2 separate regions of the Mus musculus genome follow, and region 2 is linked to region 1. Evidence: chromatin loops called from intact Hi-C (ENCODE). Cell type or tissue: left cerebral cortex. All regions are shown on one strand. Each heading gives the region's core, and the rest is flanking DNA. Links, peaks and the distances in the headings are about the cores only.

Region 1 (4,618 bases), core at 1,034-3,533:
AGCAAAAGAAGCAAATTAGGTGGATGTGGCTGATAGTGAAGAGGCAAAGTCAAGGCTGTTGACTGGAAAAGGGACCTACCAGCAGGAAGAGAGAAGAAAAGATGGCTAGATCGGAAAGATGGAACCTTTCTTTCATATGCTTTCAGAGGTGAACGAGCAATCGCAGGGCTGATAGTTCCCCATGAGGCGCATATGAGACTTCCCTGTGACATCTAGATAAGGACTGCTGTGTATAGTGAGAAGGAGCCAGGTAGGCCCAAGGCACTGCAATGCATATGACTACCTACATCTGTCCCACTCACAGTGTCAATCCCGTGCTCACTGGGGACAAGAGATCCTGGGGTTACACAGTGAGCAGTTGGTACAGGAGCAAACAGAGTGTGGTCCCAGTGTGTGAGCCTTTTCCTTTTGTCCTGGGCCTTTCCCCTTTATCCTGGGCCCTTTCCATCTTCTTGAATGAGACGACAGCCCCATCAGGGTCTGTAGAGCTTTCCTCAGTATGGAAATGGGTGTCCAAAAGGAATGCTGTTGTAGGATACTGTGGCAGAATTTCTAGGCTTTCTGGGATCAGGTGATGATAGAACCTCAGCAGTGTTCTGGGTACTCTAGTGAGACATGGTCGTATGTGTCCAGCCCTTGAGTATCTCAAACTGGCCACACAGTAGGCAGATTGGGCAAGTACTTTGTCTCTGTGAGAAATGCCCAGCTACTGCTACTGGGCTGTGTAGAAATCCACGTGGACTCTTTCTGAGGCATCAGCAGTTAATGCACGTCCGAGTGGTTTAAATAGAGCTGTCTCTGGCAAGGGTTCTACAAGACAAATATAGGGACTCTGGCGCGGATTCAAGATGGGAACTTCGTGGGTGTGGGCGTAATGAATTCTAGCCTAGCTCCTCTAACCACAAGAGTGCAGAAAGAGGCCATTCCAGGCTGACACTACTCTATGTCCTGATGCTCTCTGTGCTGTCCAGTGACTTCAGTGTCGCACATCTCCACTTCTGGCTGGAATAATGTTCCCACAGAGGAACAGCCAGCCTAACTGATTTCCTTCTAGCCTTGGTTCTGATTGGCAGTGTGCGTTTTATTTATATTTAAAACCAAAAGGAGATAATTTATGTTTTTCATATACTGTGGTTTTCATTCTTTCCACACTATTTCTTGGACAGTGAGTACTGTGCTAAGTCCTTCCTTAAGTACTCGACCAGCCACAGATAGTTTGGTGGTGGACAGAAACTGAGCGTGGTAGGTAGGGCCTCGGGGAGTTCTGCTGGGCCTCTGTTGACTCCTGTTGGTCCACGCAGAACCTGTATCCTCAAGGGAGGAGGGGTCAGAGCACCACCAAGAGTGGACAAGTAGGGCATGCACAGGTGACCTGGCAGAGAAAATACGGTTTGAGCAGCTGGCTTAGGGGGAAGCGGGGAACGGTCACTGCTGAATCACCCGTTGAGTGTTTCTAAGGGCTCCAACAGGAACTGGTGCCAGGCCCATGGTCATGAACTCCTAGAGTACATAACAGACATCGAAAGGAAGCTTTAGGTGCATTCCGAGGACACTTGACCTGCCAACCCTGGAGCCCTGAGTCTGCAAAGACCTGAGAGCTCCAACAGCCACTCTGAGAGGCAAGACAGGGATGGGGAACCACAGCCGGAAAACCTACATCCCCAAACAATACATGGAGAGGGGAATTCTTGGGCTATTTTTATTCCCAGTTCGATATATGCAGAGGAATCCATGCCAGAAGTTAAGTTCTGGGCAGCAGCTCCCATTCAGGCATGCTAGCTGGAATGCAAGAGTGTGACCAGGACACAGGGTAAGGCCCTGGGGTCAAGGACACTTGCAGGCATCACTCCTGGCCTCACTCCTAACAGCATCAATGCAGACAGCATACATGGTGTATCACACATTTCCCAGTACATACACATACGTCCCTTTATACACAGCACCGCACGACATTAACGTTACACACCAGGGAAACCTATCACAGAGAATCAATCACTCCCGAAGTCTGCGACTTTATCCTTTCAGCGTTTCACTCCAGGAATTCGCATCCCTGCCCTTAAGTTTATTACATAGTTGTAATCACTTCACCCTGAATCCTGCAATATAGCTACCCAGACACCCATTTACAAGAGGATCACCCATGGGGGAGAAGAGGAACAACAATACCCTCCCCCTCCCCTGCCAGTTTTTTAAAGCATTTTTAAAAGCATTTAGACTTTTACATTCCAGTTCTAACAGGAAGGAGGAAGCCATAGAGATCTATGCGTCCACCCACACACATATGTCCCTACCCACTCCCCCTACACACATGCATTCCCTCCTTGACAAATCCAAGAATCTCTTCCATCCATTACAGCTCTATGCCCCCTCCCATGGGGTCTGCTGTCTGAGGCAGGGTATGGAAGTGCTGAGAAAATGGACAGGTCTGAAGGGGCAGAAGGGTGCATTGGCTAACCTGATTCCACAAGGAAGGACCCAGTACAGAAGGGTGTGGAGCAGAGGGCTGAGTTTCTGTGGGTTATTAGGGGACTGAGTCTTGGAGTCCTAGTCAAGTGGGACACAAAGACGGGATCTTTGTGTTTCAGGGGGAAAAAAAAACCACAAGGTTTTCTTGGGTGATGATCTTAATCATTCATTATCCAGGTGAGCACTAGGACCTGGTACGTGCCTGACAGCATTCTACCACTGAGCCACATCCTGAAGTCGCCTTCCTTCTTGCTTGTTTTAAATACCAACTAACCCAGTTCCCTCCTACAAAGCAAGTATGGTTTATGGGATAATCACTTAGATCTTCGATTCCTCTTTTCTTTTAATTTTAATTTTTCTTTTCGATTTTTCTTTTTCTTTTCTTTTCTTTCTTTTCCTCTTTCTTTTCTGCTTTTATGGTTGTTGTTTGTTTTCTGTTTTGTTTTGTTTTGTTTGGGGGGAGGGGTTGCCAAAATGAAATCTATATTCACTACTAATCCAAACAAAAACAGAAGACACTCCCACTTCCCTGAATTCCTTCCTTCTGTGCTGCAGAAAATATGTTCCAAGAGGCTCCTTAGGTGTCTGGAACCACAGACAACGGCACTCTCCGTACACCATACCCCAATTCTATACTACTTAGAATAAAGTTGAATCTACACAGAAGACACAGTTAAAGAGCAAGAACAGTAATTATTACATTTAAAAATGTAACATTGTTGGTAAAAGTTACTTTAAGAAAATGTTTTTTCCCCTAAAAATGCCCCTTGAATATTTTTGGGTGTATTGGATCTTGGGTAGCTGAGACAAAGGAAGGTGAAACCATGATCAAGGGGGACGACTGTGGTATGTCAGTTCAACAGTGTGCTGGGTGTGGGTGCTTTAGTAATCCTTCAGAGCATGGTACACCCCTGAATAAACACCTCTCTGGTTCAACAAGACTGGGATTTGTTGTAACTCTGGGTCATCTAACTGTAGGTAGAAGCAGGGGCATACAGTTTACAATATGGACGTGCTATTCCATTGCTGTGGGGCACCTAGCAGGTGGACAGCAGAGCGATGGCTGTCAATCAGGCGCAATGGCAGTTGCCACTGAGGAGTGGACATTTAACAGGTCCACTGTCTCAGTCTGCAGGACAAAAGGACTTCTGGACATTGCATGGACAACAGTGTCCACTCAGACACTGATGATGTAGATGGTCGTTTTCTTGTTGGCTACATTTTAATACAATCAAAATTTTAAAAATCTTTAACTGAAAGCAAAAAAAATGTTCAGCCTGGTGAATTTTCCATGAAAATGTAGGCTTGGGGCTAGAAGAGAGAAGCAGATGTCACTTAGCCCAATGATTCTCAACTTTTTATTGATTGGAATCCACAATAAAAGCTAGATTTTTATCTCATGATCCAGCATATGAATGCCACAAGAATACACATGTGTATTTGGATAGCAACACATTTATACACAGATATACATCTAGCTAAAATATATAGAATTAAATAGGCACAAAAAAACACAAGCCATTATACAAGGTGTGTTCTGCCTTCCCCCACCCCACCCCACCCACTCTGTCCAGTCTAATTGTATTTTTTAAATATCAGTTACATTCTACAAAATTGATCTCATTATCCTAGTTAGATTTCAGTCTGCAGTTCAAAGACCCTGATCTGACATAACCTTCACAGTAATATAAAGATGCCTAGTATCTCTCTGCTGGGTGTCATCCAGCCCCCACCCCCATGCTGTCAGGTCAGGGATGGGGCTCTCACTTCCCACAAGGCAGTAGGCTCTGTGATGGACCCACCTAGCAGGTCACTTCCCAGTTGTTCCAGATGGGTGGAGTTGGGGGAAAGAAGTCTGGAGCCAGCTAGAGGGATCTCAGCAGCTTAGGAAAGGACCAAGAACACAGCTTTATCCACAGGCAGGGAGCAAGGTGGGCTGGCGGCAAGGGCATGGAACTGGGTGGCTGTGGCTGCCTTCTGGCTTTACATTGACCTGCCCCCTTTGTCTTTGCTTCCCTCCACCACTATCATTATTTCCACATCTGGTGCATGATCTCATCTCCCAAGCACCCATCTGAGGGAGAACTCCCACCCCCCAGAGGACCCAACCTTAGGGGAGACAGATTCCCACACATTCCATCTCTACCCTTCC
Region 2 (4,618 bases), core at 1,059-3,558, 49 kb after region 1:
CACACACACACACAAAGTGTGTCTATGCAAACCTGTGACCACTGTACTCGAGGACTTCCTCTGGTCCCTCTGAGCATTCAGGTTTTTTTCTTGAGCTCTGGATTGATCCGCTATGACATGTTCCAAAATCTTGTCACCCTTCCTTCCATCAGGTCCCACTGCATCAGGACAAAGTCCCAGCTCATCACCATCCCCCTCAGTGTCCCATGAATGTGTCTGCCCCGCCGTAGTGATAGAAAAACGAACACACACAACCTTTATTACTTTTGCAGGACTGTGAACCACAAACCCAACAGGACAACCAGAGAAAAGAATTCTTCATTTTGCTGCTCTGAAAGTGTCAGCTTTGTCCCTCACAGGGGTGGGAGTATGGGGGGGGGGGGACCAGAGGTGGCCAAGAAGCAGAGATAGGAGCTTTAGGACACAGCCTCCAAGAACAGTTCCACAAACTGCCTTCCTCAAGCTAGGCCCTGTCTCCTACCTTACCTAACCTCCTCAGGAGGCCATCAAGTGATGAACCAGGATTCACTCACAGGGTCAGGGTCCCATTCTTGGAACACTTGCAGGCACTCAAGAAGTTGTACTTTACTGCCACAGTCAAGATTAACCCTCATACAGCTTCAGGGGTTCTGTGGACAGTAAATTTTGTTAATACTTCAGGGCACCTAACACAGAGTAAGAAATCCTCAGAGATTATTGCTGCTGGGTTATCAACACGGAGGCCAAAGGGATCTTTCTAAGCACCCACCTCTGGGATTCCTGAGGGTACCCGGCAGGGCCAAGCTTAGTCAATCTCACCATTCTTACCTGACAGTGGGTCATTCCTATGCTGCCTGCTCCCTTAACAAGCCATACCCATCTCCAACCACACTGAACCAGCTTATCTAATGACTGCCTCACCAACTCCTCTGAAATGTCGACTACTGCAAACAGTGTTCTTGTTTGGTTTCTGCTGCCATGACAACCAAAAAGCAACTCTGGGAAGAAAGGGTCTATTACAGCTTATATTTCCTAGTCATACTCCACCACTGAGGGATATCAGGGCAGGAAATCAAGCAAAACTAATGTAGAAATTATGGAAATAATGGAGGTATGCTGTCTATAAGACATCCCCTCTGATTGGTATGGAAGAGCCCACGTTGGCCTTACACTACCCAGGCAGGACCAATGTACTGGGCCCTCCCACACCCATCACCAATCTAGACAATCTCTCTGACTGGCTGATCCATTTGAGGCAATCCTTCAACTGAAATCCCCTCAGACGACCCTAGGCTGTGTCAAGATGAAATTGAGTAGAACAGGGGGGCTGTCTTGCGGACTTAAGCAGCCGCAATATCTAGAACAGGGTGTGAGAATCAAAGAGGTTCTTAGGATGTTTATTTCACACATGAATACATCATGAAGAGGCCACACTGCATCTGGCTGAGCACACAGCCTGAGGACTCCTGGGATCTTTCAGATCAGCCCCACTCCCTGCTCTTCAAGGCTCACTCACACTGAGCACCCACTGGCTTTGCACCACCATTCTAAGATGCAGAATAAGACTTCAGCCTTCTGGCCTCACCTGGTGTCCAAAGCTTCCTCTCTTCTAGAATCTTCTATATGCTGCAGCATCTTCTTGCAAAAACCTCCCCTCACCTCCTTCACCTGGTTAATGCCTCTAGGTTCTTTAGATTTTTGCTAGAAGCTCCCAGAGAGTGGGAATTATTACCACCTATCTCACTTCCAGTGTCCCTCGGACCTCCTAATCAAAACGAGGCAGCCAGCAAGAACAGAAGGCAGTCTCCAGGCCCACACGCTCTCTGTCCCCTGGATCACAGGCCTTCGGTTGATGTTTTACCCCATTCTGAGGACACCACCCATGCTAATCAGTACCTTTGCTAGCCCAGGGGAATTCGAACCAGGACCTAAACTTCTAGGCTGTCTATTTCAGCTATGCCAAATAAGAGATCTAGCACTAATGAACGAGGGAACAGGCACTATGAACCACTGCTGAGCTAATATGATGGATAACTGGAGGAACGTGGATGTAGACAGCACCCATCTGCTCTGCTTCCAATCTGTATGGAGCTGCCATCAACTGCTGATTCTCAAAAAAAGACATTTCACCAAGTGGAGAAAGGGCGTCTGAAGATCAGGCCCAGTGGGCTCTTACAGTACCTCCTTTTCACTATGTCAGGCTTCCTAGTGGCTAACCCTGGGCCCTCCCAACTGTGGGTCTGACCCGTGTGTTAGTGGCTGATGAAACAAATTTAGCTGTTTCAGTACATCAATGACTTTAAACGAGAAAAGTAACAAGATACTGCCAGAGTAAAATGGACATTTCAGAAACCCTTTAAAAAAAGAAAAATCAGTCAATATGTCAGTATGAATGTTTTGGAAAGCAATGGAGCATGCATATCTAAGCGATTAGGTCAAATTGTTATCGAAAATGTCTGCCTTTTTTTTTTTTTTTTTTCTGTTTTAGAACAAAGACTTTTTCACTGGGCCTGGTGGCACAAGCCTGCAATCTCAGCCACTCGAAAGGCTGAGGCAAGCAAAGAAAAGTTCAAGGCCATCCTGGCTAATTTAAGAGCTTGGCTCAAAATCAAAAGTAGGCTTGGGGTGCAGCTGCGAGGTAAAGTACTTGCCTAGCGTGATCTCCTACAGCCCCGACACCCACCCTTCCCCGCCATGCTAGTTTTGCTGTGTCAGCTGCTCTTGGTTTAATTATAACCACTGGAACTCCAGATATTTGGATACTAAGAGTAAGAGGAGCAAGGCAGCAGGCAAGCGCCACAGGCCTTTCTTACGGCTCTGTAACCCGTTGATCAAGGCACTGCTGGGCAGGGGAAATCTCAAGGCCTTAGAACTCTGCTAGGTCCTGGCCTCTTCCATTTCTAAAATGACCGCGCCAAGCCCAAATGTCTGCAGACCATACTATTCCCCATCGTTGTTCAGATTGGCCTGGACCGGGGGCAAGATGGTTGCTAGGCCTGGAGGAGGGGGAGGGGCAGGCCGGGGGTCCCCAGGGCGGGCTGGCGCGGTGCTCACCCGGAAGTCTTGCGCAGTGTCCTTGATGGGCTGCACACGATGCTCTTGGTGCCGGGCGTCGGCCTGGCAAGCACAGCACAGCAGCTCCTTGTCCTCCAGGCAGAAGAGCGTGAGCGGGGCACGGTGCGCACGGCAGGGGCGCGGGGACCGGCGACCGGTCCAGCGCGCGCCCTCAGCCTCCTCGCGCAGCAAGGTCTCCACCAGGTTGTTGAGCGTGTGGTTGGTGCGCAGCTCCCCGGGCACCGCTCGTTCCTTGCACACCGGACACGAGGGCGTCGTCTGCACCTCCCAGCAGCCGCTCACGCACCGGCGGCAGAAGTTGTGGCCACAGCGCAGAGTTACTGCGTCGCGGAACGGGTCGTAGCACACGGCACACAGCAGCTCCTCTTTGAAGGAGCGCGAAGGCCCCGGGGACACAGAAGGGCCCGGCTCCATCGCAGGAGCAGCCGCCGTCACCACCACCGGTGTCGCCGCCTTCATGCCTAGCCTGCGGGCGTTGTCCCTGCTGAAGATCTGGGAGCTTAAGGCGGCTCCAACCAATCACGGATGGGCTTTGAGGGCGTGGACCCTCCCACTTCCGTCTTGCGCGGGGTCTCCCAGAGGAGGTGTGGTCCGCGATCTCCGTTAGCTCCAAGGCGGAAGGATCTGTCGTCCCACTGCAGTGTCGGGTTTCCGTTGTCAAATAGGAAGTGAAGCCACGGGCCGCCATCCTTAAGCAATTCCCGCTATCTCAGACTCCTGGTATAGATGGGAAGGGATGTCCATGGCTTAACTCCTGAGCTCCCTAGGTGGGGTCTGAACCTGGGCCCAAAGCAGTAGGGGGGGGGGAGGTCATGCAGCACTGGGAATGGTTTCTCAAAACCCTCACATAGGTCGTCCGCTGACTTTGGTCGGGCTTACTGCCACCTCGAGGTAGCGGGAAGACCTGAGGAGTTGAGATTCCCGGCTTGTGGTTGGATAAATGAGTTCCAGTGTAAAATGGTGGTTTCCGTGAAAAGGACGTGTGAGAACGAAATTAATAGGGAAGCATGCTCGTGGCATCTTCATTAAAGTCAGGGTGAGAAAGTCGTGATGAACATGCTTGTAATCTCAGCATTTGGGAGGCTGGGGCAGGAGGATCAAGAGTTTGAGACCAGCCTGGGTTACACAGGGACACTTAAAAAAAAAAAAAAAATCCACTTTGGATTCTGGCAAGAAAGGCAGTCTGAATGTTCCCAGCTGCCCATTCCTAGTTGATATTTGTAACCTTCCGCTGCTGTCTTACCCCAACATACACACTAATTCAGCAAGGCACTGCAGATTTGCAAATTCCTTGGGATCATATGAAACAATTTTTAAAAAATGCACTAGATAAACAATTACAAAAGGCAGTGTGTTTGGGTCTCTTTCCTATTCCTCTTGCCAGAACCACAGACGGGATGGTTTATAAAGAATAGAGGTTCCAGAGGCAGGGATATTCAAGAACTGTGTGCCAGCCTTCCTGCTGCATCTTGATGCGATAGAGAGAGTCACATGCCCAGACAGACAAGCCTGCCTGCTCAGATCTCACTTCTTCCTGTAAAGCCACTGGTGGTGTTTATGGAAA

What was found. Hi-C counts contacts between places; a loop is a spot of excess contacts. Peaks named below come from ENCODE experiments on the same cell type or tissue, not always from the same donor. Only the 100,000 strongest peaks of a DNase experiment are listed, where the experiment ranks them.
Region 2: it touches region 1 in a loop (5-fold over the local background); 10 of 42 quality-filtered maps call a loop at or near these places.

The regions. Positions count from the first base shown.
Region 1 is chr14:66,345,374-66,349,991 of GRCm38, reverse strand. The region is part of intron 1 of Stmn4 (stathmin-like 4); the gene reads right to left. Among named protein-coding and RNA genes, the nearest start is that of Stmn4, 3.4 kb to the right of the region's middle. In left cerebral cortex, for the core only: no CTCF peak of the experiment used is centred there; DNase peaks (open chromatin) are centred at 1,307 and 2,276; H3K4me3 peaks cover 2,500 bases; H3K27ac peaks cover 2,372 bases.
Region 2 is chr14:66,295,965-66,300,582 of GRCm38, reverse strand. Trim35 (tripartite motif-containing 35) reads right to left here and starts at 3,558. Exons shown (of 6, transcript NM_029979.3): 1 at 3,034-3,558. The coding sequence starts at 3,513. It overlaps 1700001G11Rik (RIKEN cDNA 1700001G11 gene), which reads left to right and starts at 3,454. Exons shown (of 3, transcript NR_038077.1): 1 at 3,454-3,774; 2 at 4,439-4,618. In left cerebral cortex, for the core only: a CTCF peak has its summit at 2,501; DNase peaks (open chromatin) are centred at 1,956, 2,715 and 2,970; H3K4me3 peaks cover 2,500 bases; H3K27ac peaks cover 2,354 bases.